Regions from separate parts of the Homo sapiens genome. Here regions 1 and 3 are each linked to region 2. A link is a contact called in ENCODE Hi-C or POLR2A ChIA-PET data. All regions are on one chromosome and are shown on one strand. The core of a region is the stretch at or near the end of the contact, and the rest is flanking DNA. Distances in the headings are between cores, read along the strand shown.

Region 1 (2,700 bases), core at 195-2,694, 130 kb before region 2:
GAACAGGGATGAAGCCGTTTATTCTGGAGGCATGCCAGCATTCTTGGGTCCTGCTCTGGCAGGAGCTGTGGGGCCACACAGGCTTAGAAAGGTGGCTCCCATCCTGGACAGCACCGTGGGCAGTACTGTCACGAGGACGGGCTGGGAGGAGGGTGTGGCAGGGGTGTTGGGGGCCTCAGGTAGGGGCCAGCACAGAGGGACACCCAGATACCCAGCACAGAGGGCAGGAACAGGTCAGCTCCCTGCCTGGGCTCAGGGATGGGGCTGGAGGTTCTAGGAAGCAGAGCAAGTAAGCAGGACAGGGAACAGTGAGAACACAGGTGTAGATGGAGAATCAAGGCGGGGCGCAGCCAGGGATTCCAGGGAGGAGTAGACAGAAACTCAAGGGAGGGAGGCCTCGAGGGGATCCCAGGGAGGTGTGGACAGGGATTCTAGGAAGGAGTAGACAGAGACTCAAGGAGGCCTCGACGGAGATCCCAGGGAGACTGACTGCCTGCTGCATAGGAGGGAGGCTCCCAGCTGTGTCCCTGAGCTGCATAGGAGGGAGGCTCCCAGCTGTGTCCCTGAGCTTCATCCACTCTGTAACCTGTGACAAAACGGAGCATTATCTGTCAATGAGCACATCTGTGCCGCAGTTTTTGGGATGGTGCCAGGGTAGGGGTGAGGGACAAGTTGAGGGGACAGGTTGAGGTGGGGTCCCTGTGAGGCCCTCCTGGACGGAGTGGACCTTATGAGACACTCCCTAGCTGAATTCCCAGCAGGAAGCTGGTGCCCAGAGCACCCTGGACTAACGGGCGGGAGAGGGACTTTGTTTTGGGAGGCTCTTTGTAGATCAAGGCATTAAAATTGCACCTTTGGGGAAAGCATGTTCCAGAGCACCAGACACCCCGAGGCACCCTGAGTTGTGGGGGGGGAGGGTGATGGAATTTGGGGCCCTCGCTGAAGCCCTTCATTATCCAAGCCAGGCGCGGGGTGGCACGTAGTTCCCACAGCGGCCCCTGGACGGAGGAGAGGGCCTGGGCCGTCCACACCTGCAGAAATCTGGAGCTGGTCCGCCTAGACCAGGGGAAATCGGGGTCCCGTCCGGGTACACTGGCAGAACTCAGGGGTCAGATCCTCTGCCCTGGAGCATTCAGATTTGTGCCTCTACGTTATGGAAACCAGGGGCCCGTCCGGGTGCAACGTGGCATCCACAAAATGGCAGGTCCCCGAGCTCCGGGCTCCGAGAGAACAAAAGCAGAAGCCACTGCCGCCCGCGCTCGGGGAGGAGCCGCCCAGGTGGGCGCGTCCGGGGCTAGGCGGGAGCTGCGCAGCCGGGTCCAGGGGAGACGCCCCGCCCCGGCCGGACCCTCGGAGCCTCCTAGGGGAGACCCCGGCCCCGCCCCTCTCTCGCCCGGATCGGGCGGGGCCCCGGGAACGCGCGCGGCGAAGGCGGCCTCGGCCCAGTGCACAGCGGGACCAGGCAGAGTTCGGGGAAAGCGTCGGAGTTCGGGAGACCAGGGTCCAGCATGGGTTTCAGCACAGCAGACGGCGGGGGCGGCCCAGGCGCCCGGGTAAGAGGGGGCACGGGGACTGCGGCGGGTGGGGGCGCGAGCGGACGCGGGAGTAGGGGCGGGTGGGGGCGCGGGGGTAGGGGCGGGGTGGGGGGGGGCGCCGGAGTAGGGGCGGGTGGGGGCGCGGGGGTAGGGGTGGGGTGGGGGCGCGAGCGGACGCGGGAGTAGGGGCGGGTGGGGGCGCCGGGGTAGGGGCGGGTGGGGGCGCGGGGGTAGGGGCGGGGTGAAGGCGCGAGCATCAAGGCGGGCGGGCGCGGGGACTGGGGTGGGAGGGGGCGCGGGTACCCAGACGTGCTGGGGGTCCTGGCGTGGGTCCTGGGACCTGCCGGCGGCTGCTGCGGGAACGGGAGGGAGCTTCTTCAGGCACCCTTTTCCTTGTAACCTCGTGAATACTCGGGAGAAGAAATAACGCTTTCTGGACAGATTTGCCCTCTCGGTGCCTGAAGGGGAGCCAGGGGAGGGGAGTCTGAAATCTCATCGCCAAAACTGAGAGTTGCTAAGTTACTCTTCAGCTCAAACCGGTGGGACAGAACAGTGATCTGTGGTGGCCCGGAACAAAGAGAATTTTTACTTAAAAATACCAAGATTGACTTTTGTGTTGGAGTGCTAGTTGATTTGAGTAAGAAACATTTGCTAGTAAAACAAGACAGTTATTTCAGCTTTGGTGAAAGAGTGATAAAGCTGTTTTCAGGTTTTTCATGTGAGTTGCAAAAAGTATATTGGGTTTGCCTTTCCCTGTTTCGTGTGAAACTAAAGAGTGGTTGAGGTGAGGTAATTACACTCTACTCCTGTTACCCAACAGCACTTTTGCCTAAAAAGTTTAGTTGGTACGTCTAGGTGTCTAATTAAGAATTGAAACATATAATTTAAAAATTAAGTTAAATGTCATTGAAACGGTGCATAATTGATACTTTTGACTGAGCCTTAGGCAGCTGGGTGGGTCCTGAATCAAGATTCCTGGGAAGGTAGGTTTCTCAGCTTCCCGAAGAGATTTAATGTAAATCTTCATGTAATGTGGACAAAGGTGAGTTTTAGCTTTCAATTTCCCTGAGCCTGCCTCGAATTCACAAAATTCCAGGCTCTCTGGGTCAGAAGGAACTTCGGAGATCTTGAGGAGGCCGCCGTCTCCGAGATTCTGTGATATATT
Region 2 (2,717 bases), core at 127-2,626:
GAGGCCCTACGGGATTCAAAGAAGAAAAAAACTAGACCAGAGCCGGGCATGGTGGCGGGCACCTGTAGTCCCAGCTACTCGGGAGGCTGAGGCAGGAGAATCGCTTGAACCTGGGAGGTGGAGGTTGCAGTGAGTCGAGGTCGCGCCACTGCACTCCAGCCTGGTGACAGAACGAGACTCCGTCCCCCCCAAAAAAAAAGAAAAAGAAAAAGGAAAAAAAAAACAAGAACTTAAGATGAAAGCGACTCACAATCTGGTTGGGGAAAGTGGAGAAAACAGACATGTCTTAAGCATCTGAAGTGCAGGTAGAATCAGGTAAGTTCTCTGGTACAAATATGTTTAAATGTATGGCTGCTGCGATGGTTAATTTTGTTTGTCAACTTGACGGCATCATGAGGTGCTCAGATACATGGTTAAGCATTATTTCTGGGCGTGTCTGTAAGGGTGTTTTTGGATGAGATTAGCAATTGAACCTTTAAACCAATTCCTCACGTCTCCCTTCTATTTGTTGTGTCTCTGGAGAACCCTCATACAGTTGTATCAAAGATACAGAATCAACTCGATAAAAGTGGGCTCACACCGGACACTTTCATATGAGCTAGGGTTTGAAGAGTGAGCAGCATTTTGACAGGCAGAGAAAGAAGGAAAGGGTCTTCTGATCAGAAGGAAGACTGTGAGGAAGGCAGGGAGGGGTGATGTGGGGAAGGTGCAAACAGTGCTAGAAGCTTCTGAGGCCTCCTCGTGGTGGTGATGAATGCAGAGATTACAGAGTTCTCTGCTTCGGGCTCAGCATGCACCCTCCATAGCTAGGCTGGGGGCTAACGTTAGTAAGAATTTACTGATTTACTGAGTACCTACACGAAGTTTCACATTTTCACAAAGTAGAGTCACTTTAAGTTTGTTTACATGTGACCTCCACAAACACACACAATTACAAAATAGTTTAGTTAATCAAGGGATGTATAATAAACAAGAGGTCGGAGGCCCCGGGCCGCTCCCGCCCACCTCCGCGGACGAGCGCCCCCCTCCGACCCCATTCCCTGCGGTCTGGGCGTTCAGGCCCTTCGGTCTGGGCGATCCCGGAGAACCACCCACGGGGCTTTAAAAATGTTGGTGCCCACCACCTCCCCGGAACAGGGCCCGCTCTACCTCGGTCGGGGAGCGCGGGACCTCAGCGTTCCCTTAACGCCACCGTCCGCGGGTCCGCTTTGCGCAGGCGCGGCGCCCCCACTCAGTACCCGCTCCGGGCGTGGCATGGTGCGCAGGCGCGATGTCCCCCACTGCAGCCCCGCTCGACTCCGGCGTGGTGCGCAGGCGCGGTATCCCCCCTCCCCCGCCAGCTCGACCCCGGTGTGGTGCGCAGGCGCAGTCTGCGCAGGGACTGGCGGGACTGCGCGGCGGCAACAGCAGACATGTCGGGGGTCCGGGGCCTGTCGCGGCTGCTGAGCGCTCGGCGCCTGGCGCTGGCCAAGGCGGTGAGTCCGTGCCGCGGACCGGGGCGGGGCAGGCGGGGGCCGAGGCGGCGGTAGGAGCGGGACGGTCCCCAGCGGGTCCGAGCGGAGCGGGCGCCGGGTCCCTGCGCCCTCTGTCCCGGGATCGGGAAGGGGCTGAGAGAGCCCTGGGCCGGTGCGAGGGGAAGCCGCGGGGCGGACTCGGGGACCCGGGGAGCTCGGTCCTTAGTAGATAGTCCGCGTCCGGGTGAAGGTCACAACCCCGCGGGCTTGCTGGGCGTCCCCTCCGCCGCCTTGGTCCGGGCCTGGGGTCCTGGGACCCCGCGGGCTGAGGTAGCCCCTCGCCTCAGTGCCTGGCAGGTGGACTCGGGGAGGAGTCGTGTCTGCCCAAGGTCACCCGGGCGGATAGCGGCCGGTGGCCGCCCTGGCTGGGCTGGGCCTCTGCCGCCCTCTGTGCGGGTTGTCCTGAGGAGCAGCCCGCAGCCCGTGGGTGGGGCCGGCGGGGCGGGTGAGACCGCCCGGGTGGGTGCGAGGAGTGGCCGGGCTCGGCCCGGTGGGCGTCCGGTGGGAAGCGTGGCGCGCCCGAGCTTAGGCTTGCAGTTCGCCTTTCCAGAAAGCGCAAATCTGTCCATGTCCACTTCGAGACCTTGTAAGTTAAGGGCTTCTACTTTGGGTCGTGTTTGGTGGTCCTTATGCCACCAAAAATGTGCCAGTGTTTAAAAGCAGCTGTGCCAGTTTTTAAAACTCAGGCGGAGAGCTCAGCGCACTGACCGGGCGAGGACGCCGGGACCTGTGCTTGCCTGTGCGCTGAGTGCCTCTAGGGCCGGGCTCGGCTTAGTCCAGGATGGTGGTCAGGGTTATACTTCCCTGAGCCCTTGCTCTCTGAGTGTCTGAATGTGCCCTCTACGATTGCATCTTAAGAATCGGCCTTCTAGGGTTTTATTTAATCAAGCTAAATTGGATAGGTTTAGTTGTTTGGTTCTTTTAAATGAACTTACCCACCCACCTCCTTAATTACAAAGTAATTTTAAATTGCAGAATAAAAATCTCAATAGGAACCAAGGCATTCAGCAATATTGATTTGAATTATGCCTGTAATTGTGCAATTTTCTCCTTTTTGAAATACTTATTAAAAATCTCGTTGAGTTAAATGTGAGGATTAGTCATACAGCCATCCTGCCAACATCAGAAAGCGTGTAAACCGTTCTAGTGTGTTGCTGTGGTTGGTACTGACTGAGCAGAGACCCCTGCCGCATCTTGGGCTTT
Region 3 (2,971 bases), core at 32-2,531, 130 kb after region 2:
AAGCCTGTTGGCCCAAAGCACAAGGCTATCAAGGGCAGAGATGAGAAGAGCAAGACCTGCCACAAACCGCACAGGGAGATCACACCACAGAGAGGAGATTATGCTGTTGCCCTGCATGCGCTCTTGGGGGTGATGGGATCATGTGGCCCCGTGTGTCCTCTCGGAGTGACAGGAACATGGGACCTGAGTACCCTCTCAGAGGTGACAGAAACACGGGACCCCACATACCTTCTCGGGGTGACAGGAACACGGGACCCCACATACCTTTTCGGGGTGACGTGAACACAGAACCCCACATACCCTCTCAGGGGTGACAGGAACGTGGGACCCCACGTACCTTCTCGGGGTGATGGGAACACGGGACCCGCGTACCCTCTTGGGGGTGACGGGAACACGGGACCCCACATACCTTCTCGGGGGTGACGGGAACACGGGACCCCGCGTACCTTCTCGGGGGTGACGGGAACACGGGATCCCGCGTGACGAGTGTTTGGAGGCTGCAGGCTGCCCAGGCCTTGGCTGCGCCCCGCCCCGCCCGTTCCTGGCTTCCTCGATGGCTTCCTCCTCAGGACGCCGGTCTCCCGCCACGGCGCCCTGAGCCAGGCTCCAGAGCAGGCGGCTTCTCTGGGGGAGGCCGGGACCCGCCTGACACCGAGGGGAGGCCCAGGCGTGACCCGGCCCCGGTGGCTCCTCGGTGCGGGGTGCTGGAGAGCAGGGGTCCCGGGCCAGGGGGTCCCACGAGGAGGAGCAGGAGGTGGGGGCCTCGCGGGGTCGCGGGTGTGGGGGCGCCAGGACCGCGCTGAGGGGCCCGGGGCATCGCGGCGGGAACAGGGCGCACGTGGCGCGTTCCGGTGACCGGGTGCCCCCTTGTCTTCCAGGCCGAGGACGATGATCCCGCCGGGGGAGTGCACGTACGCGGGCCGGAAGCGGAGGAGGCCCCTGCAGAAACAGTAAAGTATCCCGCCTTCTGCTTGTGTGGGTTGTTGCACCCATGGAAGGGGAGGGTTGGGGTTTGCCTTGAAAACGGAGTTTTAGGAACAGGGCGAGCGAGGAAGGCTTCGGGAGCCGGGCGGGCCGGGGCTGAGCTCCGGCGCGGGCGGCGCAGGAGTCGTCTCCCCGCAGCGCCCCGGTGCCCGGAGCCCCCGGCGAGGCTCGTCCCTGCGCCCTCGGGGCCCTGAGCGGTGGAGCGAGGCGGCGGGCACCGTGAGGCGCTGAGGCCAAGGACGCGGGCGGAGCTCCGGGCGGCAGAGGCGGAGGCGGCGGGGCCACGGCAGCTTCCCAGGCTCCGCAGGCGAGACCGCCACCCGCTGGGACGGAGGGTGTGGCACGGCCGGGTGTGTGCGTGTGTGGCGAGGCTATGCGAGGCTGTGTGTCTGCGGGTGGGGAGGGCTGCGGGGGTGTGTGCGGTATGTGTGAGGCTGTGGGGGGCTGTGTGTGGGGTGTGTGTGTGTGAGGCTGTGTGTGCGCGGGGGGAGCTGTGTGTGTGTGGGTGTGTGTGTGTGAGGCTGTGGGGGGCTGTGTGTGGGGTGTGTGTGTGTGAGGCTGTGTGTGCGCGGGGGGAGCTGTGTGTGTGTGGGTGTGTGTGTGTGAGGCTGTGGGGGGCTGTGTGTGGGGTGTGTGTGTGTGAGGCTGTGTGTGCGCGGGGGGAGCTGTGTGTGTGTGGGTGTGTGTGTGTGAGGCTGTGGGGGGCTGTGTGTGGGGTGTGTGTGTGAGGCTGTGTGTGTGCGGGGGGAGCTGTGTGTGTGTGGGTGTGTGTGTGACTGTGCGGGTGTGCGAGGCTGTGTGAGACTGTGTGTGCGGGTGTGTGTGGGGGACTGTAGGGAGCTGTGTGTGTGGGGTGTGTGAGACTGTGCAGGTGTGCAGGTGTGCGAAGCTGTGTGAGACTGCGTGTGCAGGTGTGTGTGGAGGGCTGTGGGGAGCTGTGTGTGGGGGGGGTGTGTGTGTGAGGTTGGGGGCTGTGTGGGGTGTGTGTGAGGCTGTGTGTGGGGAGTGTGAGGCTGTGTGTGTGCGAGGGGGACTATGTGTGTCGGATGATGTCCCTGGCTGTGTGTGGGGATGTGTGTGTGTGTGTGTGTGTGTGTGTCAGATGATGTCCCTGGCTGTGTGTGGGGATGTGTGTGTGTGTGTGTGTGTGTGTGTCGGATGATGTCCCTGGCTGTGTGTGGGGATGTGTGTGTGTGTGTGTGTGTGTGTGTGTGTGTGTCGGATGATGTCCCTGGCTGTGTGTGGGGATGTGTGTGTGGGGAGAGGGGTGGGTGGGTGTGTGTGTCGGATGATGTCCCTGGCTGTGTGTGGGGATGTGTGTGTGTGTGTGTGTGGGGATGTGTGTGTGTGTGTGTCGGATGATGTCCCTGGCTGTGTGTGGGGATGTGTGTGTGTGTCGGATGATGTCCCTGGCTGTGTGTGTGTGTGGGTGTGCGTGTGTGGGTGTGTGTGTGTGTGTGTCGGATGATGTCCCTGGCTGTGTGTGGGGATGTGTGTATGTGGGGGGGAGGGGGTGTGTGTGTCAGATGATGTCTCTGGCTGTGTGTGGGGATGTGTGTGTGGGGATGTGTGGGTGTGTGTGGGTGTGTGGGGGTGTGTCTGTGTGTGTGGGTGTGTGTGTCGGATGATGTCCCCCGCTGCAGGGGCTGTAGGATTCTGTGTAGATTCACAGCAATGCCACCCTCACTGCCCTAACACCTGCTGTGATAATGAGGTAAGGCCCCTTGGCGCCTGGACGTGTCAAATGCTTGGCCTTAGTGTGTGGCCGTGGTGCCTCCAAGCACTGCGGGGCCCCAGGAGGAGCTGGGGCTGGGAAACAAGGGGAGGTAAGGCCTCCCTTGGGAAGGAAGGATCCTGTTTACTGTTTACATCTTGTTTAGGTGTCTTGTTATGGTAAACAGTAAAGAGATCCCATGTCCCGCAGGGAGACCTTACCTTGTCCCTCAAGGCTGCAGTTTGCGGCCAAGGCCTCGCACTCTCTGTGCAT

What was found. A loop is a pair of places that touch in the nucleus more often than their neighbours do. ChIA-PET counts read pairs that join two places held with the same protein, here RNA polymerase II (POLR2A). Pooled maps may share reads with other maps.
Region 1: a pooled map shows a loop between it and region 2 (2.8-fold over the local background). The contact joins the promoter of PLEKHG4B here to the promoter of SDHA in region 2. A Hi-C loop is called at or near these places in 1 of 50 pooled maps. POLR2A ChIA-PET finds 5 or more read pairs at or near these places in 4 of 52 experiments (CD8-positive, alpha-beta memory T cell, HEK293T and WTC11).
Region 3: a loop to region 2 is called in a pooled map, with 6 times the contacts of the local background. The contact joins the enhancer-like site here to the promoter of SDHA in region 2. A Hi-C loop is called at or near these places in 8 of 50 pooled maps. POLR2A ChIA-PET finds 5 or more read pairs at or near these places in 4 of 52 experiments (HEK293T, RWPE1, WTC11 and 1 more).

Annotation. Positions count from the first base shown.
Region 1 is chr5:90,724-93,423 of GRCh38, forward strand. PLEKHG4B (pleckstrin homology and RhoGEF domain containing G4B) reads left to right here and starts at 1,445. Exons shown (of 20, transcript NM_052909.5): 1 at 1,445-1,553. The coding sequence starts at 1,509. RefSeq lists an enhancer at 1-484.
Region 2 is chr5:216,944-219,660 of GRCh38, forward strand. SDHA (succinate dehydrogenase complex flavoprotein subunit A) reads left to right here and starts at 1,377. Exons shown (of 15, transcript NM_004168.4): 1 at 1,377-1,475. The coding sequence starts at 1,413. CCDC127 (coiled-coil domain containing 127) reads right to left here and starts at 1,210. Exons shown (of 3, transcript NM_145265.3): 1 at 1,150-1,210. RefSeq lists silencers at 1,188-1,517, 1,748-1,987 and an enhancer at 1,387-2,195.
Region 3 is chr5:343,015-345,985 of GRCh38, forward strand. AHRR (aryl hydrocarbon receptor repressor) reads left to right here. Exons shown (of 11, transcript NM_001377236.1): 2 at 879-950. The coding sequence starts at 889. PDCD6-AHRR (PDCD6-AHRR readthrough (NMD candidate)) reads left to right here. Exons shown (of 13, transcript NR_165163.2): 4 at 879-950. Among named protein-coding and RNA genes, the nearest start is that of AHRR, 23 kb to the left of the region's middle. RefSeq lists silencers at 753-852, 893-1,412. Within about 2 kb of position 1,282, at least 4 of the 41 ENCODE cell types and tissues checked have a DNase peak (open chromatin) inside an H3K27ac peak, as active enhancers do.